2 separate regions of the Homo sapiens genome follow, and region 2 is linked to region 1. Evidence: read pairs that join two places in POLR2A ChIA-PET (ENCODE). Cell type or tissue: OCI-LY7. All regions are shown on one strand. Links, peaks and the distances in the headings refer to the core of each region. The heading gives the core; the rest is flanking DNA. Region 1 holds the start of CPXM1 (carboxypeptidase X, M14 family member 1). Region 2 overlaps EBF4 (EBF family member 4).

Evidence for each region. ChIA-PET counts read pairs that join two places held together with the same protein. Peaks named below come from ENCODE experiments on the same cell type or tissue, not always from the same donor. Only the 100,000 strongest peaks of a DNase experiment are listed, where the experiment ranks them.
Region 2: POLR2A ChIA-PET joins it to region 1 with 5 read pairs; 3 of 35 experiments call an interaction of 5 or more read pairs at or near these places.

The regions. Positions count from the first base shown.
Region 1 is chr20:2,799,470-2,815,596 of GRCh38, forward strand. CPXM1 (carboxypeptidase X, M14 family member 1) reads right to left here and starts at 1,158. Exons shown (of 14, transcript NM_019609.5): 1 at 932-1,158. The coding sequence starts at 1,103. It overlaps C20orf141 (chromosome 20 open reading frame 141), which reads left to right and starts at 15,518. Exons shown (of 3, transcript NM_001256538.2): 1 at 15,518-15,548; 2 at 15,683-15,975; 3 at 16,069-16,127. The coding sequence starts at 15,716. RefSeq lists enhancers at 1-715, 716-1,701. In OCI-LY7, for the core only: no CTCF peak of the experiment used is centred there; no DNase peak of the experiment used is centred there.
Region 2 is chr20:2,722,278-2,738,404 of GRCh38, forward strand. All of the region lies in intron 6 of EBF4 (EBF family member 4), which reads left to right. Among named protein-coding and RNA genes, the nearest start is that of EBF4, 38 kb to the left of the region's middle. In OCI-LY7, for the core only: no CTCF peak of the experiment used is centred there; DNase peaks (open chromatin) are centred at 7,054 and 7,294.

The sequences.
Region 1 (16,127 bases), core at 8,515-11,014:
GCCCTTCAGCACAAGGCTCTGCCCAGGCAGGTGCTGGGGGTACCCATCGAAGCTCCACAGCTGCCTCCAGAACAGGCTGCCCATTTCCGCATCTGGTGCCCCTGTGCCTTTGCCCGCCGCTTCCTTCTTGGCAGCCCTCTCTCTCTCTCTCTCTCCAGACTCCCCTGACTCGGGGACATCACCCTTCAAGACCCTCCTCCACTTGCCTCCTCTAGAAGCCCCTGAGTGCCCTCCGCTTGCGCTCCTCCTCTCCTATTCCACATCTGGAAAGCTGGGAGGTCGGGCTGCCTTCCTCTCCCGCTCTGCCCCATCCTCCCGGCAGCCTCAGCGAGGGGCTCTCCCTTCTTTCCTTTTGTTCTTTCTCTCCAGCCCTCGCCTTCAAACTCTCTCCTACGCAGTCTTGCTCTGCACCTTGAGAGCTTCTGCCCCTCTGTCTCCCCTCCTGCCAGTTCTGGCCTGTTTTGTCTTTGGTGAAAAGGGAAGGTTTGGGGCTTGGAAGAGGCAGCATCCCACTGGCGCCTGTCCTGGGACTGCTGACTAGGTCTGGCAGGGAACTGGGGCTGCCGAGTCAGCAGCCATTGCTCCCAGCAGGGAGTTGAGGGAGTGTGAGTGTGTATATGTGTGTGTGCACTGTGAGTGTGAGTGTGCGCGCGCGTGCACTGTGTGTGCGCGCACGCGCGTGTGAGTGTGCGTGTGTGTGCATGCGTGTGAATGCGCGCGCGTGTGAGTGCAAGTGTGCGCGTGTGTGAATGTGTGTGAGTGCGCGCGCGTGTGTGCGCGTGAGTGCGAGTGTGCGTGCGGGGTGAGTGTGCATGACTGTGAGTGTGCGTGGGTGTGCGTGTGCCCGCGTGTTAGGGAGGGATCGCCCCACGGGGCAGGAGAGCCGGGCAGTCGGCTTGCGGGGGAGCGGACCGTCGGTCGGGGAACTCACCGTTAGCTGTCTCCGCCGGCGGCTGTGCCGGGCTGCTATGCAGGGCCGGGGTCGAGCCTGGGACCTTGGTGGTCCCGGGCTGCGCGAGGCCCAGCACCGAGTTCCTGGGCGCCCCCAGAGCCGGGCCGACGGCCGGCGCGAAGGCGGCCAGGGCGAGCAGGAGCCCCCACATGGCGGGGATTGAGTGCCAGGGGCGCGCGGGCTACGGCGGGTGGCGGGTCGGTCTCTTCCTGCCGAGTGCGCCGAGCCCCCCGCCCCTTCCTGCCCCCCGCCCCTCCGCAGCCTCCTGCCCGCCCACAGCCCGCTGCCCGCCTCGGACCTCGGAGAGGAGGAGAGGGCCGGGAGGAGCGAGCGGGGCTGACCTCCAAGGGGCCGCCCCAAGTCTCAGGACCGCCGACTCTGCCCTTCCTCTCCGCCGTCTGGGGCCAACCCGCCTCGTTGGCGCGCTGCGCCTTTATAGTCTGCAAAGCCACACTGAAGAGACCAGAGATCACCTGGTGGCCATCAAGTCGACCAACAGGAGGCAAAGCCCCTTATCTGAGCAATTCAGAATGACACTTCCCTATTGTCTAAAGCCACATCTGGTACCAAGCTTCCGTCCCAAGAATTTATAAGTAACTAGAATTTCTGTACGTTTCCGGAATGAGTGCACGTTAAGACCCATTGTGCAAACTTTGCTGACATCAAGGCACCAAAATATCGACAAATGTAACCATTTACCATGACCTAAGTGACTAATGTGGTCCAAATTACCCTGCAGTTCCCCGCAGGGAGCTCAGTCCTCTCTTGCTGAAGCGCCTACTGCGCTCTGCTGCCTCGTCCTTTCCGTCTAATAAAACTTTCCTTTTCAGACCTACACGGTTGTTGATAAGTTCTTTTACCACCCGGGAGCCAACCACTTCCCGGTTCCGGAGCTCTGACACCTCGCCTGGCATCTTGGTGGCCCATACGGGGACTTCACTGGGATTTCCCTCTTCCTTTTTCTCTCTGCTTCCTTCCACGGTCTGGTTCTTTACTCTTTGGGGAACTGCCGGTCCCGGTGGAGGCAGCTCTTCTGTGGGATCCTGAAGCCCTAGAGAAGGGATACCTGGCTGTCCTTGCCCTTAGGGGTGAGGGACTGGCCAGGGCTCTTTTCTGTTTTCGGACTGCCAGTGAACCAGCTTGAGTTCTCGTTGGCAACTGACAGTTTCTGGCCAAGCGCCATCCCCCGGTATTACCCCAAGGCCAAGACAAAAGAGCTATTGCCTGTCAGAGTGGCAGGGCACTTTCATTTTAACACTCCATAAGCCTTGTCCTGGAAGCGGTGGATCTCAATTCTACACAGGGATGCCTCAGGGATCTTGTAGTTCCTTGTCTAAACCCAACTTCGGTTCAATTAATTCAGTTCCATCCAACTCGCCCTTGGATTGCCTCCTTAAAAATGGTCCCATTGGTCTCATTTTGACCCACAAACTCTTAAAAATAAGCATATAAGGCTGAGCACAATGGCTTATGCCTGTAACCCCAGCACTTTGGGAGGCCAAGGCAGGCAGATCACCTGAGGTCCGGAGTTAAAGACCGGGAGTCTACTAAAAATGCAAAACTTGGCCGGGCACAGTGACTCACACCTGTAATCCTAGCACTTTGGGAGGCCGAGGCGAGTGGATCACCTGAGGTCAGGAGTTCGAGATCAGCCTGGCCAACATGGCGAAACCCTGTCTCTACTAAAAATACAAAAAAAAAAAAAAAATCAGCCAGGGGGCTAATTATATGTGGCGGGCACATATAATCCCAGCTACTAGGGAGGCTGAGGCAGGAGAATCACTTGTACCCCGGGGGCGGAGGTTGCAGTGGGCCAAGATGGCGCCACAGCACTCCAGCCTGGGCGACACAGCAAGACTCTGTCTCAAAAAATACAAATAAAAAATAAATAAGAGTTTAAAAAGCATATCCTTTTTTCTAATATTGCTTGGGTTCAATACAAGCTCCCTAATCAATCAATTTGGCCAATTAATGAAACTTGGGATTGCAATGCTACTTTACAACTTAACTGATTTTTTGCCGGAACCTTGGAAAGGATTCAGAAGTCCCATATGTTCAGGTCTTTTTTGCTTTATCCCCAAATCCAAACCCAAAATTACATACAAATTGTCATGTATGCTTCCAAGGAACGTCCTCCCTTCCCGGTTCTGATGTCTTAGATGATCCTTCCTTTTGCCTATTACATCCTCCTCAACCTGCTCACTCTTCACCTACACCCTCTCCATCTGCTCCATTCCCTAGTCAATCTCCCACCCACATACCCAAATACTTTCTCCCCTTCACATACTCTCAGGGGAGTCACATATGCTACTAGTACAGAGTCCTCAGAAAAATCCCCAAAATATTTTGCCTCTCCCTAAGGTGGCTAATGAAGATTTGGGAACAAGCCAAGTTCATGTCCCTTTTCTGATCATGTCTGATCTTTTGCAAATTCAATCCAAGTTGGGTTCATTTAGTCAGGATCCCTCTAAGTTCATTCAAGAATTTCAGACTTTAACTGTTGCCTTTGATTTAACCTGGCAAGATGTATTTGTGGTATTAACTACCTGCTGTTCCCACACACAAAAAATCACACGTGTGATCTTCAGCATGGGCAGATGAAGCTCATGCTCCCAGTCCTAATAACAGAGCTGGGCAGAAGCTGTCCCCAACATAGAACCTATTGGCAATACCAGGCCACCAATTCTGGCCCAAACAGAGGTAAGGGCAGACAGGATCATATGGTAACTTCTCTGTTGGAGGGAATGAAAAATATATAATAAAACCTGTTAATTTTTCTAAATTATAAGAAATAATAGCTGGGCGCGGTGGCTCACACCTGTAATCCCAGCACTTTGGGAGGCTGAGGCGAGCGGGTCACCTGAGGTTTGAGACCAGCCTAGCCAACACGGAGAAACCCCATCTCTACTAAAAATACAAAATGAGCTGGGCATGGTGGTGCATGCCTGTAATCCCAGTTACTCCAGAGGCTGAGGCAGGAGAATCGTTTGAACCTTGGAGGCGGAAGTTGTGGTGAGCTGAGATTGCGCCACTGCACTCCAGCCTGGGCAACAAGAGCGAAATTCCATCTCAAATAAAATAAAATAAAAAGAAATAATAATTTTGTATGTATGAAACTATCTGAAAGCCCTGCCCTTTTCCAAGCTAGACTGGTGGAGGCCATGCATAAATACACAAATTGAGACCCCAGGGGCCAGGTGTGGTTGCTCACACCTGTAATCCTAGTACTTTGGGAGACCAAGGCGAGGCGGGCGGATCACCTGAGGTCAGGAGTTGGAGACCAGCCTGGCCAACATGGTGAGAACCTGTCTCTACTAAAAACACAAAAATCTGTGGGCATGGAGGTGCATGCCGGTAATTCCTGCCTTTTAATGCTTATATCTTCCAGCTTACAATGATTCCACCTACAGATGACTATGCAATCCCAATACCAGCCTGCAACAGCAACTTCTATTTTCATGGGGCCTCTTGATGGAATCTGGTCTTCCCTCCATGAACAAGTTTATCATGACCCTTCATTCCCTTCATGACAGAAAGCAAGAAAGGAATCCTTTCAATGCCCCTTTTCAGCAGGAAGTAGCCAGATAGACTGGACACCCCTCTTCACTGTGCCATTTTCCCTTTCTTGGGATCCTAACAGACAAGTAGACATGAGCATGGAGAAATACAAAGGGTCAAAGATTTGCCCAAAATATTTATCAGGGGGAAAATGAGGAGAGCAAGGATCACCTGGTGGCCATCAAGCAGACCATCAGGAGGCAAAGCACCTTATCTGAAGAACTCAGAATGGTACTTTCCTATTATCTAAAGCCACATCTGGTACCAGGCTTCTTTCCCTAGAATTTCTATACATCTCCGGAATGCACGCATGTTGGAACCCATTGTGCAACCTTTGCTGTCATCAAGGTGCCAAAATGTCTACAAATGTAATCATTTACTATGACCTACAAAACTAATGTGGTCAAAATTACCCTTCAGTTCCCTGCAAGTGAGCTCAGGCCTCTCTTGCCGAAGCATCCCGCTGCGCTCTGCTGTGGAGTTCTTTCCATCTAATAAAACTTTTCAAACCTATACTGTTGTTGATAAATTCTTTTACCACCCGGGAGCCAACCATTCGTGGCTGCGGCTCCCGGGGCTCTGACACCCAGCCTGGCACACAACATTTCACTTAGCCCCTCGAGGCCCTTAGCCTGCAGCAGACATCTACTTTGTACCATGCACTATGCCAGGAGTTTTACACGTGGCCGCTCAATCAAACTTCATTTTACAAACTGATAAACTGAGGCTCAGAGCGGCTAATGACTTGGGCGAGGTAGCAAAGCTGAGAACTTTGGGAAGGAAACTACAACCGGAGAGGAAAAGCTATCCAGAGCCAGAGGCCCCCTGGCAGGGCGGGTGGGACAGAAGGGGGAAAAGAGTGAAGGGAAAATGAGGCGGCGGGGGGCTAGGGGGCGACCCGGAGCCTGGGGAGAGGGCTGGTCCCGGAATCCTCCAGAAAGACAACCCAAGGGGCCCAAGAAGAGGCGGCACGGCGGCGCTTCCCACCACCACCATCACCAAGCCCGGCCCTGCCCCTCCTCTCCTTTCCCTTCCCTCCCCTACTCCTTCGCTCACTCACCCGGCTGCCACGTCCCGTCCCGGGGTTACATAACCCGGAGAGAGAAGCCTGAGCGATAGCCTGCGGGCTGGGGCTGCGGTGGAGGAGCCAAGGGTTGATGCACTGCCTGACCTGCCCTCCGGCTCCTCGCCCCCAGCCCGTATTCTCCTCGGGGAGCCGGCAGCCCTGGGTCTGCCCAGATCCGGAGATGCCCTTCCCGCCCTCCCTCCAAGACCCCCTTTGGATCCTGCATTCCTGGTCATCTCTCCAGAAGGAAGGAAACGCGTCCAGCGGTGTGCCTTTGGCCGGCGCTTGGCCTTTGCAAAGGGCTCTCCAGGGAGATGCTCCCATCCCCACGAGGAGCGATGCCCAGAAGTGGCCCGCAATCCTCTGGCGTAAGCGGGGCCCTGCGCAAATGTTTTTTGCAGGGGCACTATCTGTATAAATGATTTGAATCACCCAAAAGCAGCTTGTGGGCACCATTCTGGCAGCCCACGCTCACACGAACCCCAGAAAGAAATAGCGCGCCGCAGTCTGGGACTGGGGCCCACCGCCGGCAGGGACTACCCCATAGGCACTGGTCCTGGAGCTCCTCGAGGCATCTGGTCTGCCCCACGCGCGCAGGGTGAAGAGCTAGAGGACCCCCGAAAGGGAGTGACCCCACAGGGCCCACGTGCAACTGGGTCCCGCCTCGCAGCCCCCTGCCTCGACGGCGCTGCCGGGTCCCAGGCACTGGATGGGAGGACAGAGAGACATTTCAAGGGAAGCGCTGCACAGCCGGGACTCCCTGGACGCCAGGCAGGGGCAGATGGGCAGCGCCGATGCTTCCCGAAGGTGGGAGGCCGCAGTCTGAACAGGTCCCGAGGGCTGCTAAGCGTCCCGCCAAAGCCCAATCTGGCCACCTCCAGGTCTCTGGTCCCCACACCCATCCAGGTTTCTCGGGTGTTGGGAAGAAAGGAGGGGGCACAAGAAACAGGACATCTCAGCCTCCTGAAGCCCACACCCCCTCCAAGCCGTTCCCCACACAGTAGGCAAATTCTGTCAAGTTCCTCCAGGCTTAAGGCCCCAGTGGGTTCACCTGCAAGGTCTTCATGACCAAGTTCTTCCTGCCCACGCCTTTCCCATTCCATCTGCCTCCCTATCCCCTGGCTCCCATCCCCCCAGTCACTCCGGCATTCTAGCTGCTCCTCCCACGCAACAGCCCAACTAGCCTCCTGGCCTTTTAATTTGTGCATGGAATTTGCCTTCTCAGTCAGATTTCCTTTCAATATCACCTGCTCCCAAAGGCTTTCCCTGACTACCCTGACTAAAGCAAACTTTTTCACTTCACACACTCTATCCTCCCACCCGTTTAAATTATTGTCTTCAAGGCACTCAACACCGAGATGATCTTGCTTTACTTATGTGTTGGCTGTTCAGGTTCCCCCACCCCCAGCAGGAGGTAAGTACCCTGCCAGAAGAACTTTGTACCCAAATGTCCACAGCTGCACCTCAGAGCCTAGAACAGCACCTGGTCCCTCGTCAGCTCTCATAAAGTGTGTGTATAATATATTCAAGGTTAGAGTGGACAAACCAGGGCTGAAAGGACCTCCTCAACAGTGCCAGGATTTGCAGGAGAGGACATGGCAGGCCGTGAACTGAAAGACCAGTTCCCAAAGTGACTAGGGTGGAGCAGCTGGCACTCTCCCACCAATCTTTTAGGGGCCAGGGCTGCAGGATGCTCCACCTCTTTTTTCTTTTATTCTTTTTTTTTTTGAGACGAGTCTCACTCTGTCACCCAGGCTGGAATGCAGTGGCGGGATCTCAGCTGACTGCAAGCTCCACCTCCTGGGTTCACGCCATTCTCCTGCCTCAGCCTCCCAAGAAGCTGGGACTACAGGTGCACACCACCTCGCCTGGCTAATTTTTTGTGTTTTTAGTAGAGACGGGGTTTCACCGTGTTAGCCAGGATGGTCTCGATCTCCTGACCTCGTGATCCACCCACCTCGGCCTCCCAAAGTGCTGGGATAACAGGTGTGAGCCACCGTGTGTGGCCGGGATGCTCCATCTCTTATGTCTCCTGCACCCAGCTCCCATCCCCCTTCCCACCACTCTGCACTCCCTGCCCCTGTCCTCTATTGCAACCCTTAGGACCCCTTGGTTCCCTGCTGTGTCTCCTGAGCCCCGCAGCACTTTCTCACACTCTTCTCCACTCCCAGCCCTGCTGCCACCCCTGGCCCTTGCCACTGGCTACCTGGGGCTGCAAAGGTACAAGTAGCAGGATCTGGAGGTGATAGCTCCAGGGGCAGAGGGGCAGGTTTGCACCCAAGTACCTGTATAGCCAGATCTCATCTACCAGGAGCCAGGTAGAAGATCTTTCGTGGTCTCACTAGGTGCAATTGAGAAGGACTGGATAGTGGCACCCGCCTAAAAGGGATTTTAATGTAAGGGGTGGGCTAGGAATCTCCTGCCAACTCCCTGGTGTGGTTAGGTGGTTGGAGGGGGAGAGGATAGGTGACTCTGGTGACATACAGGCTTCGTTTCACATCCCACTTCTGACGTGTATTTTGTTTGGCTATCCTTGGGCAGTAGTTTCACCTCCCTGAGACTTAGTTTCCTCATCTGTAAAACAGGAACCATATCCTTCTCCCAGGTTTGCTGTGATGATAAAGTGAGATAATATAGGGTCTTAGGGGGCTCCTAGGTTGATCAGATGCATTAAAGGTGGGGAAAACAGTGTAACACAGCCCTCTTACTCCTACATACTTAGATGGAATAAAACAGTATCAAGGAAAAGAAAGGAAGCTCTGTGTCCAGCTGCACAAATAATGAAGTAGAATCTACTGCCTGCCTGTGCCTCTAATCTCCTGTGCCTGGATGCTAAAGCAGAACTCATTTCCTGCTAGGTGCTCTCCCTGTGATGTAGGTGAGCATTGTTGGAGCCTCACATGGGACCAGGATGCACAGGGGAGCATCTCCCCACGCACCCGTTCTCCCCTCATCACTCTCTACCCCAGCTTTCTCTCCTACATACATCAAGGTCTTTGAGAGCCTTGCTCCACAAAGTGTGGTTGAAGACCAGCAGCAGTAGCATCCCCTGGGAACTTGTTAGAAATGCAGAACAGGCCGGGTGCAGTGGCTCACGCCTGTAATCCCAGAACTTTGGGAGGCCGAGGCGGGCGGATCACCTGAGGTCAGGAGTTCAAGACCAAATACAAATACAAAACTTACCTGGCCAACACGGTGAAACCCCATCTCTACTACAAATACAAAACTTAGCTGGGTGTGGTGGTGCACGCCTGTAATCCCAGCTATTCAGGAGGCTGAGGCAGGAGAATCGCTTGAACCCAAGAAGCGGAGGTTGCAGTGAGCTGGGATGGTGTCATGCACTCCAGCCTAGGTGAAAGAGCTAGACTCTGTCAAAAAAAAAAAACCAAAAAAAAAACCAAAAAACAAAAAACAAACAAACAAAAAAAACACCTCTGCCCCAGACCTATTGAATCAGAATATGCATTTTTTTTTTTTTTTTTTTTTGACAGAGTCTCACTCTGTCTCCCAGGCTGGAGTGCAGTGGCCCGATCTCAGCTCACTAAACTGCCACCTCCCGGGTTCAAGCAATTCTCCTGCCTCAGTCTCCTGAGTAGCTGGGACTACAGGCGTCCACCACCACACCCAGCTAATTTTTGTGTTTTTAGTAGAGACAGGGTTTCACCATATTGGCCAGGCTGGTCTCGAACTCTTGACCAGAATCTGCATTTTTAACAAGACCTCCAGAGGATTCAACCCCAGGAGATACATATGCGTGTTGAAGACTGAGTTTTATCCCTGGTATTTGATGCTGTCACGGGTAATTTTATCTTAAGCCACAAGCGTATATCCACATGACGTTAGGGAATTGGTCTTTCATTTACCCTGGGAAGGAATATTCCTGATCTCCACAGCATGACTATCTGTTGATTTGTTCTTTGTTTGTAACTAAGTCATTTTTATCAGAATAGTACAAAATATAGTTTTGGTTTTGTTTTTTTAGAGACACTGTCCTGCTCTGTTGCCTATGTTGGGGAAAACAGCCCCATAACGCCTAGCGGTTACCCCGAGTCCGGCGGAGACAAAGGAGTTAGAAAGAGACAGAATAAGCGTTTAAAAGGCGGGTCCAGGGGACCGGAGCGTCGGAGGCTTGCTCACGGCCCAGAGTTCTCAGGCTCCGCCCAATTTATTGGTTTACAAGCTCTTTGTTCTTAGGGCAGATGGGAGGAGGAGGAAGGGATGAGGGAAAGGATTAATCAGTGAAGGAGAACTGGAGAGTCATTCTGTAAGATGTATAGCAGTGGCGGTTTCTGTGAATTTCCTTGAGCAAAGAGGAGTGTCAAACTACTTAAGATCTTTAACTGGCCGGGCGCGGTGGCTCACGCCTGTAATCCCAGCACTTTGGGAGGCTGAGGTGGGTGGATCGCTTGAGGTCAGGAGTTCGAGACCACTCTGGCCAACGTGGTGAAACCCCGTCTCTACTAAAAATACAAAAAATTAGCCGGGCGTGGTGGCGGGCGCCTGTCGTCCCAGCTACTCGGGAGGCTGAGGCGGGAGAATGGCGTGAACCCGGGAGGCGGAGCTTGCAGTGAGCCGAGATCGAGCCACCGCACTCCAGCCTGGGCGACAGAGCGAGACTCCGTCTCAAACAAAAACAAAACAAAACAAATCTTTAACTTATCGGGACTGAAACGGGTGGGAGTGGGTTTCAGGAGGAGCCAAGATGTTTGATTATACTCCACTGCTTCAAGGGAGTGTTATATGCCTGAGCAACCTGTGGAATGCCGCTGAGGGGTTCTGCTCTCGGGCGTAAAGACATGAAGGCAATAAGGAGACTTTTCTCCTCAGAGGCCGCGCATGGCTTCCCATGGGTGTCTCACACAGGGAAGACTAACTCAGCTGGCACCCCAGAAACTCTCTTTCCCACAGCCTAGGCTGGAGTGCAATAGTGTAATCACAGCTCACTGCAGTCTGGAACTCCTGGGTTCAAGCGATCCTCCCACCTCAGCCTCCCAAGTATCTGGGACGTGTCACCACGCTCAGCTAATTTCTACCTTTTTTTTTTTTTTTTTTTTTTTTTTTTTGAGACTAAATCTCACTCTGTCACCAGGCTGGAGTGCTGTGGTGCGATCTCGGCTCACTGCAACCTCCGCCTCTGGGTTCAAGCGATTCTCCTGCCTCAGCCTCCCAAGTAGCTGGGATTACAGGCGTGTGCCACCACACCCGGCTAATTTTTTGTATTTTTAGTAGAGATGGAGTTTCACCTTGTTAGCCAGGACGGTCTCAATCTCCTGACCTTGTGATCTGCCCGCCTTGGGCCTCCCAAAGTGCTGGGATTACAGGTGTGAGCCACTGCACCCGGCCACATTTTTTTTTTTTTAAGAGACAAGTTTTCGCTATGTCATCCAGGCTACAACATAGTTTCTATTTTTATTTCAATTGCTTTAGGGGTACCAGCGGTTTTTGGTTACAGGGGAGAACTGTATAGTGGTGAAGTTTGAAATCTTAGAGCGCCCATCACCCGAGTAGTGTACATTGTATGCAACATGCAGTTTTTTTTATCTGTCACCCCCCGCTTACCCTCCTCCTTCTGAGTCTCCAATGTCCATTATACCATTCTGTATGCCTTTGCATACCCACAGCTTAGTTTCCATTTATTTATTTTTATTTAATTTATTTTTTTTGAGACAGAGTCTCGCTCTGTTGCCCAGGCTGGAATGCAGTGGCGTGAACTCGGCTCACTGCAAGCTCCGACTCCTGGGTTCATGCCATTCTCCTGCCTCAGCCTCCCGAGTAGCTGGGACTACAGGTGCCGCCACCACGCCCAGCTAATTTTTTGTGTTTTTAGTAGAGACGGGTTTCACCGTGTTAGTCAGGATGGTCTCGATCTCCTGACCTCGTGATCCACCCGCCTCAGCCTCCCAAAGTGTTGGGATTACAGGAGTGAGCCACCGTGTCCCGCCAGCTTCCATTTATAAGTGAGAACATATGGTATTTGGCTTTCCATTCCTTAGTTACTTCACTTAGAATAATGACCTCCAGTTCCATCCAAAAGACATTATTTCACTCTTTTTTATGGCTGAGTAGTATTCCATGGTGTGTGTGTGTGTGTGTGTGTGTGTGTGTGTGTGTGTGTGCATGCACACACATAGCACATTCCCTCTATTCACTCATCAGTTGATGGGCACTTAGATTGGTTCCATATCTTTGCAATTGTGAACTGTGCTGCAATAAACTATGTATGCAGGTGTCTTTTTGATATAATAACTTATTTTCCTTTGGGTAGATATCCAGTAGTGAGGTTGCTGAATTGAATGTAGATCTCTGTTTAGTTATCTGATAAATCTTCATACAGTTTTCCATAGAGGTCCAGTCTACAATATAGTTTTAAAGGTAAATCACATTTAGGCTTGTAATGGAAGAGTCGGCTCTATGCCTTTCCCAAGCCAAGCACTTTTAGTTCTTTTTGTTATTTCTCCTGTCTTTATCTCTATGCTTAGATTTCTTGCTATTTCCTTTTTTTTCTTTTTTCTTTTCTTTTCTCCTTCTTCTTCTTTTTTTTAAAAGACAATTTCTTGCTCTGCTGTCCAGGCTGGAGTGCAGTGAGCTGAGGCTCACTGCAACCTCTGCCTCCCAGGCTCAAGTGATCCTCGTGCCTCAGCCACTCAAGTAGCTGGGATTACAGGTGCCTGCCACCATGCTCAGTTAATTTTTGTATTTTTAGTAGAGATGGGGTTTTACCATGTTGGCCAGGCTGGTCTTGAACTCCTGGCCTCAAGTGATCTGCCCACCTCAGCCTCCCAAAGTTCTGGGATTACAGGTGTGAGTCACTGTGCATTTCTTGATTTTTCTTTATGTAGTTGTTATCTGTGGATTTCTGCTATGAAATTAAGGCGTTAGTTTTTCTACCACCCTCCCCTCAATACACACATCCAGATACACAAACATACACTCCCTCCTTCCATTTTCAGTAAAGCTCAATTGCTATTTGGAATCAATATTCAGTGCTTTTGTTATGACTATGTAAATATTATGTTTAAATTTGTGCTACCTGGAGTTAGTAATTACTTTGTTTTTATCATTTGCTTAGTTTTCTAGGCATCACTCATTAATTCAATCGCAAAGCTTCCAGTGTAACTGAACATTTACTCAATATAGCCAAACATAGCTAATAATCAGTTGATTTCATTTTCCTCTGGAGACATCGCTCCTAGAGCACATCTTCTGATTTCAGGCTGGGTTGGTTACTTTCTTTACCCGGGGGTATAGTTGACATCCCAGGCCTTTCTCATCGTCCCTTTTCTGTGCTTAATCTCATTTATTGAATGCCATATTGCTCTCTTTCTTAGTTTAATTCTTTGTTTTGCTGAAGCACATCCTCCAGTAGCTTTCTAAGAAAGGGTATATGCAAGGTCAAATTTCTGAGACCTTGTATGATTGAAATGTCATTATTCTACCCTCCCAATTAATAATCATTCAGACCTATACATTTCTATATTAGACATCATTTTGAGGGCATTTATTGTCTTCTAGCTACCAGTATTGGTGTTTAGAAGTGTGATACCATTCTTGCTTCAGATCCGATGTATGTGATGTTTTTATTTGGTGGAAGCTCTTAGGATTGTCTTTTTATCCCTGCTAATGTGAATTTCATTATATGCCTTGATGTTAGCTGCCCTGTTTCATGTATTGGGCTGTGAATTGGTGGAAAGTTATGGTCTAGAGAATCATGTCCTTCAATTCTGAAGAGTCTCTTGATTTTTAAAAATCTTTCCCTTCTGGTCGGGCAGGGTGGCTCACACCTGTAATCCCAGCACTTTGGGAGGCTGAGGCGGTCACATCACCTGAGGTCAGGAGTTTGAGACCAGCCTGGCCGACATGGTGAAACCCTGTCTCTACTAAAAATACAAAAATTAGCTGGGTGTGGTGGTGGGTGCCTGTAATCTCAGTTACTTGGGAGGCTGAAGCAGGAGAATCACTTAAACCCGGGAGGCGGAGGTTGCAGTGAGCCAAGATGGCGCCATTGCACTCCAGCCTGGGCAACAAGAGCGAAACTCTGTCTCAAAAAAAAAAAAAAAAAAAAATAGAAAGAAAGGTTTTCCTCCTCAGAGCACTCCCTCAATAAACCATGTGTACAAGTATCCCCATCTCAGGCTCTACTTTTAGAAATTATGACCCATTGATATAGTCTGAATATTTGTCCAAATCTCAAGTTGAAATCTCAAATCCCAATGTTGGAGGTAGGGCCTGATGGGAGGTGTTTGGGTCATGGGGGTGGATATTTCATGGCTTGGTGCTGTCCTTGAAATAGTGAGTGAGTTCTCTCAAGATCTGGTTGTTTAAGTGTGTGGCAACTCCCCTAACCACCACTCTCTCCCTTGCTCTTCACCCTTTGCCTTCTGCCATGATTGGAAGTTTCCTGAGGTCTCCCCAAAAGCAGATGCTGGTACCCTACTTCCTGTACAGCCTGCAAAACTGCAAGCCAATTAAGCCTCTTTTCTTATAAATTACCCAGTCTCAGGTATTTCTTCATAGCAACGCAAGAATGGCCTAATACACCCACCATCTGGTGCAGTGCCTGGCACATAGGAAGCACTTAAATAAATGATTGTTGAATACAAAATAAACTCTGAGAAAATCACAGACAGAACTCTCCTATACATGCATACAGAGCACCTGGTGCATAGTAAATCTTTAAGGAGCTTTAGACTCTCCGATCCCCCCATGCCCTGCAATATGGAGTAGCCTCATCTTGGTGGACTCATCAGGACATGCTCCCCAGGTCTGTATGTCCAGGAATGCAATTGTGTGGATGCATCCAGGATTGATCAGGCTCAGGGAATTGCCAATCTTAAACCTTAATGTTCCTTTACAAGCACAATTGGAACTTAATGCCAAAAAAAAAAAAATTCTGGGATCTTCTGTTATACCCTATCCCATTACGGACAAATCTACTCGTAAAACCCAGCTGCTGGATAAGCAAGAACAGCCAGACCAAGGGCGATCAGTGCATGGTCATTAGGGCTGGTGACCCTCGTCTCTGGGCAAGGCCTGCTGGAGGTGGATATGCAGCCTGATTCTTGTTCTGTCTCCTCCTCTCCTAGGGGCTGTATGGCCACTGTCTCCCATTTTGCCACCCCTACCAGTTTTCCTTCAAAGTATGATATGTGGGCAAAGATTAAGTTCTCTTAATTATGACACATTTCCGCTCTTGCCTCTCAAGTCACTAAACTGAGATGTGCTGGACCCCTATGGCCACCACCCATTTACAGATGATCAGTGTAATCTGATATACTGATAATCCAAGTGACTAAGCCCTTCATTATATGTTCATTTTCCTTAACTCCATTCTCAGACTGTAACCTTAACCTCTAATAAGGGGGTTACTAGGTCATAGTCCTCTTAAGTTCATGTCCTCTACCTCATTACTGGAACCCCAGTATGCATAACACCCCCTATAAACTGTAGTGCTTAGAATACCTGAACAGCCCCCTCCTCTCTCACCCCCATTTAGCAGGTTATGCGGAAGCCCAGCCCCAGAAGCCTCAGGCAGTCCCCTGGCAGAGCCCATCTCTGCAATCTGGAACTTCAGGCCTGAAAAATCCCCTAGAAGGACCCACAGGGAAGACAGCTGGGGACAGAGATATTGAATGACTTCGCCCTGGACCTGCAGCTCTGCAAACTCACAGGAAGAAGAAAGCAGACCTCGCTCCCTTGGACAGATGCCCAAGTAGTAATGGGGTTAGAATGCCTTCCTGACAACTCAGATCCCCAAGGGAGGGCCCTAGGGCAGAGAATCAGCAAAGGCAAGAGGATGAGTCTTAGTTCTCAGAAATCCCTGACTTCCCAGCTAAGCCCCACCTAGGCCACCAGCTGCTTATGAGGTCAGAGCAGCAGCAGCAGCAGCCCCCTCCCTACCCCACGGCCCCACGTGGTAACAGGTCACAATGCCCCGGGTGCCCACTCCCAGAATGCTGACCAAAGTGGGAGGAGGTGAGGAGGGTTTGCTGGGTGGGTATGGGGGAGGGGGAGACTCTGCAGGAGCCTAATTCCCCACTCTGAGCTCACCCTTCTGTCTGCCCGGGCCCTACCCCTTCCCCTACTCTCACCCTTATAATCCTTTTCAGCACTAGGTCTTCCCGTCACCTCCACCTCTCTCCATGACCCGGCTCTGCTTACCCAGACCCGAAGCACGTGAGGATCCGATCCCAGTTCCTCCAAGGGGCCTGGGTGCTGGGGAGGGGTCAGGTAGTCCAGTGCGTCCACCTGTATCCACCTGGGGCCCTAGCTGGGCCCAGCTCCTGGACAGTGTCCTATGGCTGGGGGCACTAGGACTGACAATCCAGGCAGTCTTTTCCACCACTGGCCCAGCCCTGCTGCTGCTTCTGGTCAGCTTCCTCACCTTTGACCTGCTCCATAGGTAAGTGGGCAGCAGCCTGGCAGGTGGGCATTGTAGGCGGGCGGGCCAGTGGACAACTTCCCTAAGCCCAGTCACCACCCTCTCTCTCCACAGGCCCGCAGGTCACACTCTGCCACAGCGCAAACTTCTCACCAGGGGCCAGAGTCAGGGGG
Region 2 (16,127 bases), core at 5,913-8,412, 80 kb before region 1:
GACTTTCCTGAGTACTCTACCCAATGCCCTATGAATTACGAGGTGTTTTTTTTTTTCAGTCTAGTTGGTAGAAACAAGCACTATTTTCATCCTTATGTGAGCACCAAGTCATGCTTCCTTTATTCGTTTTGAGTAATTCTTTACTTGGCTTCAGATAGTTTTCTCACATGCATGCCTTTATCAGTACTCTACTAAATGTTCAAGGAGGTTCCTCCGCAAATCTCTAGGATACTCTTTGTATGCAGCTGTCTCCTCTCCAAGAAATCTAGCTACCTTGGTCTCCCTGGACCCTGAGCTCTATCTCCTCAACTCTGGGAGTCTGCTGGGAAGTGCCTCAGTTCCTTCTCCCTATGCCACAGCCTGAAAACACTCAGAGCATTATGCTGGGATATTTGTAAGGTTTAGCCTGTTTATTTCTCATCTCTTGGGGATCACTGCCCTTCATTGTGTAATATCTATTGTCTTGAAAAATGTTTTATTTATTTCATCTGGTATGTTTTGTTTTGTTTTGTTTTCAGGATACAGGTAAATGTGGTCTCCGTTACTCCATCTTGGCTAGAGCAGAAGTGTGTTTCTTAATTTCCAAATATGTGGTATTTTTCTAGTTATCTCTTGTCACTAATTTCTAACCTAATCGTGTGTCTTATTGGATCTACTATATTACACATGTCCATTAAATCAAGATTGTGTTGTTCAAGTCTATCTTTACTTATAATTGTCTGCTTGATCTATTGGAAACTGATAGATGAGGTTATAATCTCCCGCATGAGTTTTCAGCTTTTCCCTGTTGTTCCATCAATTTTTGACACATATATATTATTACTATTCGATAAATTGTGGACAGGCTTTTAAAAACTTTATAACTTCCTTCTGAATTGAACCTTTTATCAGTATTCATTGATACTTTATTTCTAATAATACTTTTGCTTCAAAGTCTGTTTTATCTGATATTATTTACAGGCTCCCTCAAAACACTTTTGGTGATATTTGCCTCAGATACTTTTTACTCTGCATTTATTTTCAACCATTATGTGTCCTTATGTTTAGATGTTTGTCTTTTATTTATTTTTATTTTTTTTTATTTTTTCTTTGAGACGGAGTCTCGCTCTGTCGCCCAGGCTGGAGTGCAGTGGCGCAATCTCGGCTCACTGCAAGCTCAGCCTCCCGGGTTCACGCCATTCTCCCGCCTCAGCCTCCCGAGTAGCTGGGACTACAGGCGCCGCCACCACGCCCGGCTAATTTTTTGTATTTTTAATAGAGACGGGGTTTCACCGTGTTAGCCAGGATGGTCTCCATCTCCTGACCTCGTGATCCACCCGCCTCGGCCTCCCAAAGTGCTGGGATTACAGGCTTGAGCCACCGCGCCCGGCCAGATGTTTCTCTTTTAATAGCACGTTGCTGGATTTTTTAAATCTAGTCTATTTTTTAACTGGCAAGTTTAGTTCATTTACTTTATTGAGATTATATTTTTTTCAATTTTATTGGTGTATAGGTGACAAATAAAAATTTTATATCTTTAATATGTACAATATATTTTAACCATTTTCTACCATATTGCTTTGTGCTTTCTATTTGTTCCACTTCTATGTTTCTTTGTTTTCATTTCCTGTCATTTAAAAAATTAAGTATTTCATTTGATGTGTGTGTGTTTCTTATCTCATTTTCTCTTCTTTAATGGTTTGGAACTGTATTCACTTCAATTCTATCCTTTGAGTTATTGCCCTTGAAATTTACTACATATTCTTAAGAAAGTCATAATTCCTTTCCTGACTAATATTACAGTTTTTAGCAATGATGTGTTGGAGCTGGTTTATACTGGCTCACAAGAGCTGATTGTTAGCATCTCTTCTCAGTTTTATATTCAGTGACACCCATTGGCAGTTTGAAATCAACCATGCTGGGAACATATAACCATGGAAATCAACAACACTATAAATCAGAGTTTTGCACCCTGAAAATTTGGAAATGGTTGTTAAACATTAACCAGTACACTACTGATCTTAGGCCATTCTATCACACCTGCCCTATTTTTTAAAGCTGCATATCATTGTTATGCTTTTTTATTATATATGAATAATTTTTTTTAACTCTGCTAAATTTTCTGCTCACCTTTTCCTTCTTGCATTTTGCAGCTTTTTGGAGGGCCATTTTCTTTCTTTCTAAAGTACATCTTTTAGAAGTTCCTTGAAAAGATTGGCTGGTAATAAATTGTGTTCTCACTTTTGTCTTTGTATGACTCCGTTTCTTGAAAGATGGTTGTTCTGGGAACACAATTCCACATTGACAGTTATTTTTTACTTAGTACTTTGAATATATTTCCATTTTTGTTGTTGAAAAGTCCAGCATGCCAGGCATGATGGCTCATGCCTTTAATCCCAACACTTTGGGATGACGAGGTACAAGAATCACCTGAGCCCAGGAGTTTGAGACCAGCCTGTGCAACATAGTGAGACCCCATCTCTACAAAAATTAAAAAATTAGCCATGTGTTGTGGTGCATGCCTGTAGTACCAGCTACTTGGGTGGCTGAGGCAGGAGAATCATCTGAGCCCAGGAGCTGGGGATTACAGTGAGCTATGATGGCACCATTGCATTCCAGCCTGGGCAACAGAGTGAGATCCTTTCTCAAAAAAGAAAAAGAAAAGTTCAGCATAATTGTCATTCTTTTGTAGATAAACTCACTCTTCTCTCTGGCAGTATATGAGAGCTTCTTTTTGTCTTTAAAGTTCTTCAGTTTCACTCTGGTATGTCTAGGTGTGGATTTTTAAAAATTCTGCTTAGAATGTGTTGGCTTATTTATATCTATGGATATACATCTTTTACCACGTCTGCAAATTTCTTAGCCTTTGTCTCTCCTAATGTTACATCTCATTTGCTTTCTCTCTTTTCTCTTCTGGCACTCCAAAGAACACTCCAATTTAGATCTTTTTATTTCATCCTCCATGTATCCTAAACAATTTTATATTTCCCACCTATTTTTCTCTTCATATTGCATTCTGGGTAATTGTTTTTCATTCATCTTTCAAGTCATTAATTATTTCTTTAGCTGTATCTAATTTTTAATTTATCCCATGAGTTTTTTATTTCAATGATTCTATTTTTTATTTCTGAAAGTTTTATTTAGATCTTTTGCAATATGTCTAGTTATTTTGCATGGTCTCTTCTTGCTTGCTCATATTTCTAAGTTGATTTTTATTTCTTTAAATGTTTTGTAGTTATTTTACATTCTGTATTTGGTAATTTCAATATCTGAAGTCCTTGGGGCTTTAAATCTGTTGTCCATTATTTCTGCTATTACTCATGGTGGCTTGTTTCTGTGTTTGGTCTTTTTGTTATTGATGTGGTGGTGGTTATTTTAGTTTATATTTGGTTGAACCAAATCTGGCCCCAAACCGGGTATGTTTTCCCCCAGAAGAATTTTGTCTGATTCTGCCTGGAACAAGGGGTGCTACCAACCTCAGACTTTTCTAGGTTCCTCAGAGGATCCAGGGCCCTCCTCTCAGGTGGTTCCTATTCTCCATCCCGGTGTTTATATTGGCATTTGCCACAAGTACAGTTCTGATATTTGTGTATTTGTGTTAGCTCATAGCTTATGGCTCCCAATTAGATTTCAACTCACTTATTTTTGTTTTTTAGTATCTTTGGCAATTTCCCTTACCGTTTTTATGAAAGCCTGGTATCTAGTTCTATTGCCGGGGGGACCTCAAGATATGTAGTCTGCTATTATCCTAGAAGAGGAACTCATTCATTCAGAATTTACACTGGTGAAAGGTAGAAAATAAGGCTCTACATGTATTTTTTTTTCTTATGGCTTCCAGTTGCCCCAAGAGCATTTATTTAATAATCCATCTTTCTTCCATCAATTGGAAATATCAATCACATCATATTCCAAGTTCCCAAATGTAATTGTATGTTTTTCTGGACTTTTCATTCAATTTTATTATTCCATCTGTTTTTCATGGGGAAATATGATGCTGTGGCCAGGCAAAGTGGCTCATGCCTGTAATCCCAGCACTTTGGGAGGGCAAGGCAGGAGGTGAGGTGTAGTACCAGCTACCTGAGAGGCTGAGGCAGGAGAATCCTGACTTGAAGTCAGGAGTTTGAGAACAGCCAGGGCAACATGGTGAGACCATGTCTCTACAAAAATGTTTTTTAATTAGCCAGGGGTGATGGTGTACTCCTGTAGCCTCAGCTTCTCAAGAGGCTGAGTTGGAGGATCACTCGAACCCAGGAGTTCAAGGTTACCGTGAGCTATGATTGTACCACTACACTCTAGCCTAGGTGAGAAAGAAAGACCCTGTCTCAAAAAAAAAAAGAAATATGATGCTGTTTCAATTTTTGAAGATTTAAACGTGTTTTAATAACTGGTAGATCTAGTCCTTTTCCCCCATTACTCTTATATTTTAGAATTTTCCCAAATATTCTTGATTATTTGTTACACAAACTTTACAATTAGATTATCTAGATCACCAAAACATAACTTCTTGGTGTCATTTTTTTAGGTTGTGGTAAAAAACACATAACGTAAAATTTTCCATCTTCACATTCATGAGAGTATGGTTCGGTAGTGTTATATTCAAATTGTTGTGCAACAGATCTCCAGAACTTTTTCATCTTGCAAACCCGAAACTCTATATTTATTAAGCAGCTCCCCATCTCCCTCTCCCCCCAGCCCGTAGTAGCTGCCATCCTACCCTCTGTTTCTATGAATTTGACTACTTTAGACTCCTCACATAAGTGGACTCACATAGCATTTATCTTTTTGCGACTGGCTTATTTTACTTGGCATACTGTCCTCAAGGTTCATTCATGTAACATGTGACAGGATTGCCTTCCTTTTTAAGGCTTAATAATATTCCATTATATGTATATACCACCTTTTATTATATATTATATGTTTATAACATGTATATATATTTTATTATATACATACATCGCATTGTATGTATATACTACATTTATCCATCAATGAACCCTTCAGTTGCTTCTATCTCTTGGCTATGAACATGGGTGTGCAGATATCTCTCTGAGATCTTACTCCTTTCCATTTTTTTGGATATACAGTCATCCCTCAGTATATGCAGGGATTGGCCAGGTTCCCCATCCTGCCCACACATGTACCAAAAGCTGTGAATACTCAAGTGCCACAGTTGTCCCTGCAGAAATGCATATATGAAAAGTCATCCCTCTGATAAGCAGGTTTTGCATCCTTTGAATACTGTATTTTTTAATCTGCATTTGGTTAAAATAAATCCACATATAAGTGTACCCAGACAGTTCAAACCTGTGTTTTTCAAGGGTCAGCTGTATACCTAGAAGTGGAATTGCTGAATCAATGGTAGTTCTATTTCTAATTTTTTGAAGAACCACCATACTGTTTTCTATTTAAAAGGTCGCACCATTTAAAAATCCCACCAACAAAGTTTCCAGTTTCCCCACATCCTTGCCAACACTTATCATCTTTTTTATAGTAGTCATCCTAATGGGTGTGAGGTAATATTTGATTATAATTTTGATTTGCATTTCTCTAATGATGTTGAACATCTTTTCATATGCTTCTTGACCATTTGTACATGCTCTTTGGAGAAATGTTCATTGAGATCCGTTGCCTATTTTTAAATTGGATTATTTGGGGGTTTTCTGAGTGTTGAGTGTTAGGAGTTCCTTCTATATTCTAGATAGTAACCCCTCCTCAGATATATGACTTGCAAATATTTTATCCCATTCTACAGGTTGCCTTTTCACCCTATTAATTGTGTCACTTTTATTGAAATCATGTTTAACTCAGATTAACCTGGAGGAAATGGAATATTTATGATACCAAGTCTTTAAAGTGCTTTGAAAATGTAATTCATTTATTGTATAAGTTGCACTAAGAAGGGTGCAAACAAAAGCAGCTTTACCATTTCTAACAACTGCCCTATAAACCTGCTCGGTGAGATCATTTCTCTCCATCCCTGGATGAAATAATGGACTATTCCTTCATCTTTTTTCCACCACTCTCATGAAATAAAAATCCTCTGATCACTTAGGTAAGAAAATGTCCAGAGGAGTGTAACAAACTCCAGAGATTGTCTGATTCTAAAGCATCTCGTCATCCTGGCTTGGTCCTGCCTTGGGTTTAGTGGTGAGGATGGGTTTGGTAAAAGGGTCTTCTCCCTTTCTTCATTCACCTTCACCCCTACTTATTACCTGTAGTCTAGAGTCACCTCCATGGTTGAGGTGGCTGAAGGGAAAAGAGGTTCGGGGGCGGGGGGTTGAAGGGACAAGGTGTTCCTAGGTGACACAGTGGCAATCTGTCATTTGTGCCTCTGGAAATGGTGAATAACCCTGGCTTTCTTTCTGAGCTTTTGTAGATCTCTCAAATCCCCCATCCAGGACCCTCTGATGGCCTTTTGTGATCCCCTCAGCTTCTAGACCTGATTCTTTATCCACAGCAGGATTCCTAACCTGAGGTCTACAAGAATACCTGTGGGTCCATAGGTAGAGTTCTGGGAACTTAGATGGGAAAATTCCATTTTTTTTTTACACAGTTTCCAGTCCTGGAAACCTTTAGCTAATCTTTAGCATTCCTTCAATGGTGGGAATGGGCAACAGATCACCATAGTATTAATACTCTGTGTAATTTTATCACTAGAATGGTTAATTTCCATATCATAGTAGAGCTGTTGCAGATATTTTGAAATCCCATTATACTCACTGCCACTTCAAGATTACTGTAGTTGTTAGAACAGCTACTAGATCTTATTACTTAATAAATTAATAAAGTGTGAATATAACTATATAACCATTTTAAAATGTTTTTTGATAACTTTCAATATAATTGGTTTATTTTATAATTCTATGAATTTATTTTGTACATATGAAAACAATATGCTGAGAATGGGTTCAATGGGTCCATGGCACCAAAAAAAAAAGGTTAAGAACTCCTGACTGAAAGCCTTCGCCGACTCCTATTGAGCGCATTTTCGCAACAGTTCACAGCCAGCCACGCTCAAAGAACCCAAATCTGGCTGATGAAAAACAGGCATGGTCCTTGCCCTAATCAGCTCTGAAACAGCATCCGGTTCTTAAAGCCACCCCCACCAATGTCTGGCCCCGCTTAGCTACTCAGGATGAGCTTGCCTTTCCCCAGCCTCTTGCTGATAAACTTCACAAGTATGAATTTAGTATGGATCTCTCTGCTCTTTGAATTCTAGTGGATGCTTGTCAACTTCTGCAAGCAGTCCTTTTGAAGCTCCCCTACTAGGCCGAAGTGAGACAGACACACCCCACACTTCCTCCCCATTGAGATGGGGGGAGCTACAGCATCTTGAGAGCTCCACCTACCACAGTTCCTATTTTTCACCCTAGAGAGAGATGATGAGCTCAAGGACAGTCTATGACCGGGTAGCATAGGTGGTCCAGCAGCTACATTGTCGTTCTTAACTTTGAGACCTCAGCTGAAACCAAGACAAAAAGAGTCCGTTTTCACATCCTATTACACAAAGAGTAGTAAGTAGAGGTTGTTACTATCTATAGAGATTGTTACCCTCTAGAAGCAGAACCTGAGGTGGGGATTCAATTTCCTCCCTCACAGGGAGTGAAGGAAGCAGGAGGAGGCAGGCAGCAGAGCTGAGTAAGGATGTGCATTGAACTGGAGTCCAACCTCCAGCCTCAGAGCCACTGGAAGCTCTGGAATGTGGATCCCACTCTGTGGCAAGGACACAGTCTTTGGCAGCTCTTTGAGAGCAAGTCAGTCAGAGGCTGCCGGCCAGCCCTATGGTGAGGGAATAACCACCCCTGGCATTTCCAGGTGCCCTGTGGCTGAGGGCACTTTGCAGCTGGGGGATGAATGCACTTGCTTAGTGTATTAGTTTCCTAAGGCTGTCCTAACAAATTACTGCAAGCTTGGTGGTTTAAAACAGATGTTAATTATCTCCCCATTCTGGAGGCCAAGTCTAAAAGCAAGGTGTTGGCAGGTCCGTGCTCCCTCCAAAGGCCCTAGGGGTGAATCTTCCCTTGCCTCTCTTAGCTTCTGGATTCTGTTGGCAGTCCCTGTGGCGGCATCACTCCAATCCCTGCCTTCATCTTCACAGTGCCTCTTCCTCTTCTGTCTAATCTCCCTCTATCCTATTGTTATAAGGACTTCATCACTAAATTTAGGGCCCACTCAGATAATCCAAATTGATTTCATCTCCAGATCCTGCAAAGACCCTTTTTCCAAATAAAGTCAGTTTCACAGGTTCTGGGATGTAGACATAACTTTTGGGGGGGCCACCATTCAACTCACTACCCCCAGTAAAGGGGGTTGGGGTGAGGCAACAATGACGTCCCCTATACAAGTAATCCTTAAGCCACCATATCACTCAAAACAAGCTCTGTGGACTCTGCTGTCCCCTTAACTGCTGGAGAGACTCATGAGCACACATACATGAAGCACTGTTCCCTTTAGGCATGCGAAGCTGGCCTGTCCACCCTCTGCAAAAACAGGACGCGCAGGGCCCTGTCGGCTGTGCAGCAGCTCTGCTGGTAGAAAGCATTCGCTTTCTTCTCCACCAGACTTCTTATATACCATCCTATCAGTCAGTGCTCCAATCATAAAGCCCATCTCATTTCCCTCCTACCAGCCTTGCTGGGTTTTTTGTTTGTTTGTTTGTTTTAGATGGAGTCTCGCTCCATCACCAGGCTGGAGTGCAGTGGCGCAATCTCGGCTCACTGCAACCTCCACCTCCAGGGTTCAAGCAATTCTCCTGCCTCAGCCTCCCGAGTAGCTGGGATTACAGGTATGTGCCACCATGCTTAGCTAATTTGTGTATTTTTAGTAGAGACGGGGTTTCACCATGTTGGTCAGGCTGGTCTCAATCTCGTGACCTCGTGATCCGCCCGCCTCAGCCTCCCAAAGCGCTGGGATTACAGGCATGAGCCACTGTGCCCAGCCCAGCTTTGCTGTTTGATGACACTGTAAGTTAGCATAATGTGCTGTGACAAAGAATCCCCAAATGTGGTGGCTTAAATATTTGTTTAGTTCTCTCAAAACAGTCCAGGGCATCAGTCCAGGGTGGCTCTTCTCCATAAAGTCATCCAGGACCAAGCAGTCTTTTCCTCAGCTCTCCCCTAAGGTGACACCCTCATCTGTATAGCCCAAACAGGCTCAGAGATACCAAAAGGGGATAGAAGAAATAGGGCATGCAGCTTACTTATAAAGACATAACCTAAAGGTCCCACCTTACCTCTGCTCATGCCATTAGCCACACCCTGCTGCAAGGGAGGCTGGGAAAGATAGCGTCTAAATGGGCATCCCTCAACCTAGGTAAGACTCAGAGGGTTCTATCATGAAAAGAAAGGAAGGAAGCTAGATAACGGGGACAGCCAGCATTCTCTGCTGCGGACATCTGTCTGGCCACTTCTACTGTCCTTCTTCCTACGAACAAACCAAGTTTTTCTCTGTCCGTGGGTACCAGATGCCTCTCTCTCTTAAGCAAACCCCTGTAATCTATGGTATTCCTTTTAGAACAGGGAACTGGCACAGAATCCAGGCCTCCATCTGCCTGTGACTTGATGGGCCTTGTGCTTCTGGGATGTGAACGTGAATTCTTAGGAATAGAGCTAAAGCCAGGAGTACCTCACCTTTCACTTGCCACTTCACATTGTGTGTGCAGAGCTTCAACACACAGAATGTGAGTTTCTTTATCAGTTGCATGCTAGGTTGGGCCCCAGTCAAACTTAATAGTTCTATGCATTCTTGCTAGTAGGGTATTGAAGTTGCCAGTTATTATTGTTTGTTCCTTCAATTCTGTTAGTTTTTGCTTCATGCATTTTGGAGCTGTTATTAGATACATGTGCTTTTTTTTTTTTTCTTTTGAGACAGGGTCTCACTCCAGTTGACCAGGCTAGAGTGCAGTGATGCAGTCTCAACTCACTACAGCCTTAGGGCTCACTACAGCCTCAACCTCCCAAGCTCAGCTGATTCTGCCACCTCAGCCCCCTGAGTAGCTGGGACTACAGGTGCATGCCACCACACCCAGTTAATTTTTTGTATTTTTAGTTGAGACGGGGTTTCACCATGTTGCCTGGGCTGGTCTTGAGCTCCTGGATTCAAGCAATCTGCCTGCCTCAGCCTCCCAACATGCGGGGGTTATGGGCATGAGCCACCACACCCGGACTGTTATTAGATACACATGCTTATAATTGTTATTTCTTTCTGATGATAGACACTTTTATCATTATAACATGTCCTTCTTTGTCTCTCATAATTTTTATCTTAGTGTCTATTCATAAATTAGTATAGCCACTCCAGCTATCTTTCAGTTAGGGTTCACATGTTATCTCTTTTTCCATCCCTTTATTTTCAAAGCCTTTTGTACATTTGAATTTAAAGTATGTCTCACATAGACAGCATATAGTTGGATTGTGTTGTAGTTTTCTTTTTTAATCCATTCTGCCAATCTCTTCCTTTTAATGAAGCATTTCATCCATTTATATTTAATGTAATTGCTGATAGAACAGGATTTATGTCTGCCATTGTGCTTTGTGTTTTCTTTTTCTTTTATTTTTTCTTTTTCTTATTTTTTTTTGAGACGGAATTATAAAGAGTTCCCATATATCCCCTATCCCCACAAATGTGCAGTTGTCTTTTAAATTAGATAGGAAAACAAAATCATTACAAACAAAAATACATTTATGCTGTCTTTTATGTTTACCTATGTAGTGACTTTTACCAGTGCTCTTTATCTGTTCATGTTAATTCATATTACTGTCTTGTCTTGTTTCATTTCAGACTGAAGGACTCCCTTTAGTATTTCTTGTAGGACAAACCTGTTAGTGATGAATCCTCTCAGTTTTTGTTTATCTGAAAATGTCTCAATTTCTCCTTCATTTTTGAAGTTGATCATTTTAGAAGTTGATAGTTTTGCTGGACATGCAATTTTTTGGTCGATAGTTGTTTTCTTTTAACACAATATATCATCTCACTGCCTTCTGTCCTTCATGGTTTCAGAAGTTATGTGGTGATCTTATTAAGGATTCCTTATATATGACGAGTTACTTCTCTCTCTCTCTCATTGCTTCTCAGATCCTTTCTTTTTCTTTGGCTTTCAAAAGTTTGAGTATGATGTGTCTTTGTATAGATCATACACTTTGTGTTCATACTACTTGGAGTTTACTGAGCTTCTTAAGATGTGCTCAATAATGTTTTTCATTACTGAGCACATTTAGGAAATTTAGGGGCATTTTCTTGAATATTTTTCTGTCCTGTTCCATCTCTACTCTCCTTCTCAGATTCCCATTATACATATACTGGTATGCTTGATGGCTCCCACAGGTCTCTTAAGCTCTGTTCATTTTTCTTCATTCTTTTTTCTTTCTGCTTCTGAGCTAGATAATCTCAATTGGCCTATATTCAAGTATACTGATTTTTTTTCGTCCCACCAAATGAGATATGTTGTTGAGTTCCTCTAGGTCAGGGGTGTCCAATCTTTTGGCTTCCGTGGGCCATATTGGAAGAAGACTTGTCTTGAGCCACACATAAAATACATTAATACTAGCGATAGCTGATGAGAAAAAAAAAAAAAAAGCAAAAACATCTCATAATAAGAAAGTTTACAAATTTGCAGGCTAATTCAAAGCCAACCTGGGCTGCATGTGCCCCGTGGGTCGCAGGTTAGAGAAGCTTGTTCCAGGTATTTTTAAATTTTACTTATTGTTCTTTTCTACTTCAGAATTTCATGGGTTTTTAAAAATATAATTTGAAATCCTTTATTGATTTTTTTGGTGTGACTTCATTCTCATACTTTTCTTGAATTTTTTAGACATAGTTTCCTTTAGTTCTATGAACATATTTATAATTGCTCATTTAAAGTCTTTATCTATGCCAGCTGCAGTGGCTCACTCCTATAATCCCAGCATTTTGGTAGGCAGAGAAGGGCAGATTGCTTGAGCCTAGGAGTTTGAGACCAGCCTGGGCAACATGGTGAAACCCTGTCTCTACAAAAACCTACAAAAATTAGCTGGGCATGGTGGCTCATACCTGTAGTCCCAGCTACTTGGGAACTAAGGTGGGAGGATCACTTGAACCTGGGAGGTCAAGGCTTCAGTGAGCCATGATCACACCACTGCACTTCAGCCTGGGCAACAGAGCAAGACCCTGTTCCAAAAATAAATTAATTAATAAAGTATTTGTCTAAAAATTCTAACCTCTGGGCTTCCTCAGGGATAGTTCCTGTTGGCTGCTTTATTACAATGTATGGGTCTTACTTTCCTGTACCTTGCATGTCTCATAATTGTTTGTTGAAAACTGGACATTTTAATCATATAATGTTGCACTCTGGCAATCAGATCCTCCCTCCCAATTTTGTTCTTATTGCTATTGCTGTTTGTTTGTTTAGTGATTTTCTTGGACTAATTATATAAAGTCTATATTTCCTGTCATGTATAATCACTGAAGTTTCTGCTCTTGGCTTAGTTATCAGGCCATGATTGGACAGGCATTTCTTTAAATGCCTTGAATGCCAATAAGTGTTCAACCCATTGCCAAAAGGTTCTGTATGTGTGTTAAGACATGCCTTCAGTGCTCCAGCGATTTACAACTCTGCCTTGACCTTCACTTCCTGCTTGCTCAGGGCCTTGGGATAAACCAGAGGTGAGAGACCAGGGGCTTTCCATGCCTTTTTTGGGCATGTGCCTCTCCCTGCACATATGCATAGCTTTCTAGATCTCCAGGAATATGTCAGAGCTTTTCAGAGCCCCTGTGAACATCTTATTCCCCACTTTTTCCTTTAAAATATTATGGCCAAACTTTTATTTGCCCCCAACTTGTATTGCTGCCTCATGTAGCTGCAATGTTAAGCAATTGCCGCTGGCTGTTTTCAACAAACACCCTGAAGATAGGGTCTTTCCCACTAAGTAAGTTCTGAATCGGGTCAAATAACAAGTTCTGCAAATAAAGCTGTCAGGGAGTTGCTAGAAAGGTTAAAGAGTGAAAACTGACTGGGAATACAGCTTGTTGAGAGGCTCCAAACCCACTCTACCCCTTCCTATGGTTGCTAGCTTGCTAGTTTTCACAACTACAATAGTGGTTGCAAGGTAGCTGGTCTTCAACAGGGCTGGGGAGTAGGGGATGGGAATAGGGCAAATTAAAACACCACAAAGCTTTCTGTTCTTATTACAACTCAGCCATTTTTCTTGCCTCAATGTTCCTTGAGTTGTTGCACACATGTTGTTAATTTTTAGAGTTCTGAGAAAGTTGATTTTGACCATGTTTGCCAGTGTTCTTGTTTCTTTATGGAAGAATGGATTTTCAGAGGTCTTTACTTAGCAATTCCCAAAGTCCTGTCCCTGTAATTGTTATTTCTTACCTGGGCACAAGTTAAAAGTGCCTTGGGGGCTTTAGTCCAGCATTCATCCAGTCACAGTAATTTTTGACTCTTGAATTCTATCATGAATCAATCAGCACCTGTTGTGGGGCTGGGACTATGATGGATGCTTGGGAGAAGAGAGGCTTAAACAATGATCCCTGCCCTCTGAGAGCTTACAGAGCAGTTGAGGAGACAAATATAATTATGTAAACAACAATTTATAATTTTGAAAAAAATTCGTGTACTTGAAGAAAGGTCAGTAGAGATTATCTATAATTACATAATAATAAGAAGAAATAGAAAACAATGTAAGGCTTGAAGACCACACTATCCAATAGTACTTTCTGCAATGATGAAAATATTCTGTACCAACCAATATGGTAGCCAATAGCCACACATATTTATTGGGCACTTGAACTGTAGCTACCGTGACTGAGGAATTGAATATTTAATTGTGTTTAATTTAAATCAAATTTAAGAAATAACACATGGTTACTGTATCTGACATCACAGCTCTAAGACTTTAAATATTTGCTTGATTGGCCAGGATGACCCTGTGGCAGGGGTAGGGAAACATACCCTCCCATGGGAGGCTCATAGCTCTTCTCTGGCTCCTAGGGATAGATAGAAGCTGGGGGCTATGGATACTCCCTGGCATTTAATTGTGCCTGCTGCCTGGTGGGTGTTGTTCAGTGACACTATTGGAATAGTTTAGGTCCGAGCCACCTGGCAAAGGTAAGCTCTGGTCTACTCTATTGGGGGCAAATTTAGACCCTAGATCAGGCACATTATAAGTGCAATTAGATGAAAGGGGCTGTGGGAACTGCAAAAGAATCAGCCCCCTTCCTAATCCACTGGTCAATGCAACATTCCCTGTTTTCCTCTACAGCCACAAAACTAGCCCAATGTCATCCATCTCCTTCCACGCTTTCCAGCAGGATCTCCCACACTCATGCTGCAAGCACAGACTTCTGTCCAGATCCATTCTGGCAATCCCCCTTGAGGTTCCAGAACCTCCCTGCTGGGTCAGTGCTGAGGTGAGACTAAGGTTTCCCTCTTGCCACCTGAATGCACTGCACTTCCTTCCCCATTCCCCCCAACCCCCACCACTCTTTTCAGAGCTGAGAGCATTTGAGAGAGGGAGAAGCAGAGGGGGTTCAAGAGAGATTCGCTCATGTGCTCCGAAGGTCATATAGGCTGAGATGCCAGTCATAAGGACAAAGGACCCCTAATGAAGAGGAAGGACTTATGAGGAGACCTCTGGGCAGCCGAAGCCAAGCTTAGGGCCAGACTGGCCTCCATGCTGAGACAGGAGCAGAGATTTGGACAGTGCCTCCATAGAAAATTGGGGGAAGAGGACCGGGCGCGGTGGCTCACGCTTGTAATCCCAGCACTTTGGGAGGCCAAGGTGGGCAGATCACAAGGTCAGGAGATGGAGACCATCCTGGCTAACACGGTGAAACCCCGTCTCTACTAAAAATACCAAAAAATTAGCCGGGCGTGGTGGCGGGCGCCTGTAGTCCCAGCTACTCGGGAGGCTGAGGCAGGAGAATGGCGTGAACCCGGGAGGCGGAGCTTGCAGTGAGCCGAGATCGCGCCACTGCACTCCAGCTTGGGTAACAGGAGCGAAACTCCGTCTCAAAAAAAAAAAAAAAGAAAAGAAAAGAAGATTGGGGGAAGAGGGGGACCGCAGGCATGAGGCAGCCTGGGAACCATAATAGGTGGAGTGGAGGCGGCTAGTGAGTGAACCGCCTGCAACTTGAATAATAAGCTTTCTCCACAAAGTGGAGAGTTATTGAGGGCTGGGGACTCAAGCCAACCTGGGATGTCTGGCTATGTAACTGGGAGCAAGTTCTCACCTCCCAGAGCTTCAGTTCCCTAATGTGTAAAATAGAGCTGACCAATGAGCCTCCTGTGATTCTGGGAAGGAGAGGATGCTGTGGAGTTAGTAGGATGTATTCATGCAGTGCCCAGCACAGTGACTGCCTCAGAGTCATTTCTTACCCTCCTGCCACCCCACCCTTACCGATCATCTTAGAGTAAGTGCAGCTGAGCCTGGACGGCAGCAAGAAAGTTCAGGCCGGGCGCAGTGGCTCACACCTGTAATCCCAGCACTTTGGGAGGCCGAGGTGGGCGGATCACTTAAGGTCGGGACTTTGAGACCAGCCTGGCCAACATGGTGAAACCCCGTCTCTACTAAAAATGTGAAAAAAAAAAAAAAAATGGCACCTGTAGTCCCAGCTACTCAGGAGGCTGAGGCAGGAGAATCACTTGAACCCAGGAGGCAGAGGTTGCAGTGAGCCGAGATCGCGCCATTGCACTCCAGCCTGGGCAACAGAGCGAGACTCCATTTCAAAAAAAAAAAAAAAAGTTCAGTGGGAACCAAGGAGGAACGTCCTGCCTCCAGAACCAGAGCCCACAGTCAGGGGTAGACATCCCAGGCTGGGGATGGGTCTTTCTCTGAATAGGAAGGGGGACATTCTCACTTAATCTTCTGTCTGTTCTCTCTGCCCTGGGTGCTTGGTGAATTGTAGAAGATGCCAGGCCTTGCTAATACCCGCTACCCACCTCTCACCTGATTCATAGATAAGAGGTGCCAAGGTCTCTGGTCTTAGAGCCTGGGTCTCATCTACACCACCACCTCTGCCCAAGGCCAGAGGAACCCACAACTTCTTTCCTTCAGACTCCCACCTTCTCCTTTAAATCTCTTTCTGACTTGCAAGCACCCCTTCCAGCTCTGTGGCTTCTGCTGCCGTCCATGCCCCATCCCCCCTCCTCCCTCCTTTTTCTCTAT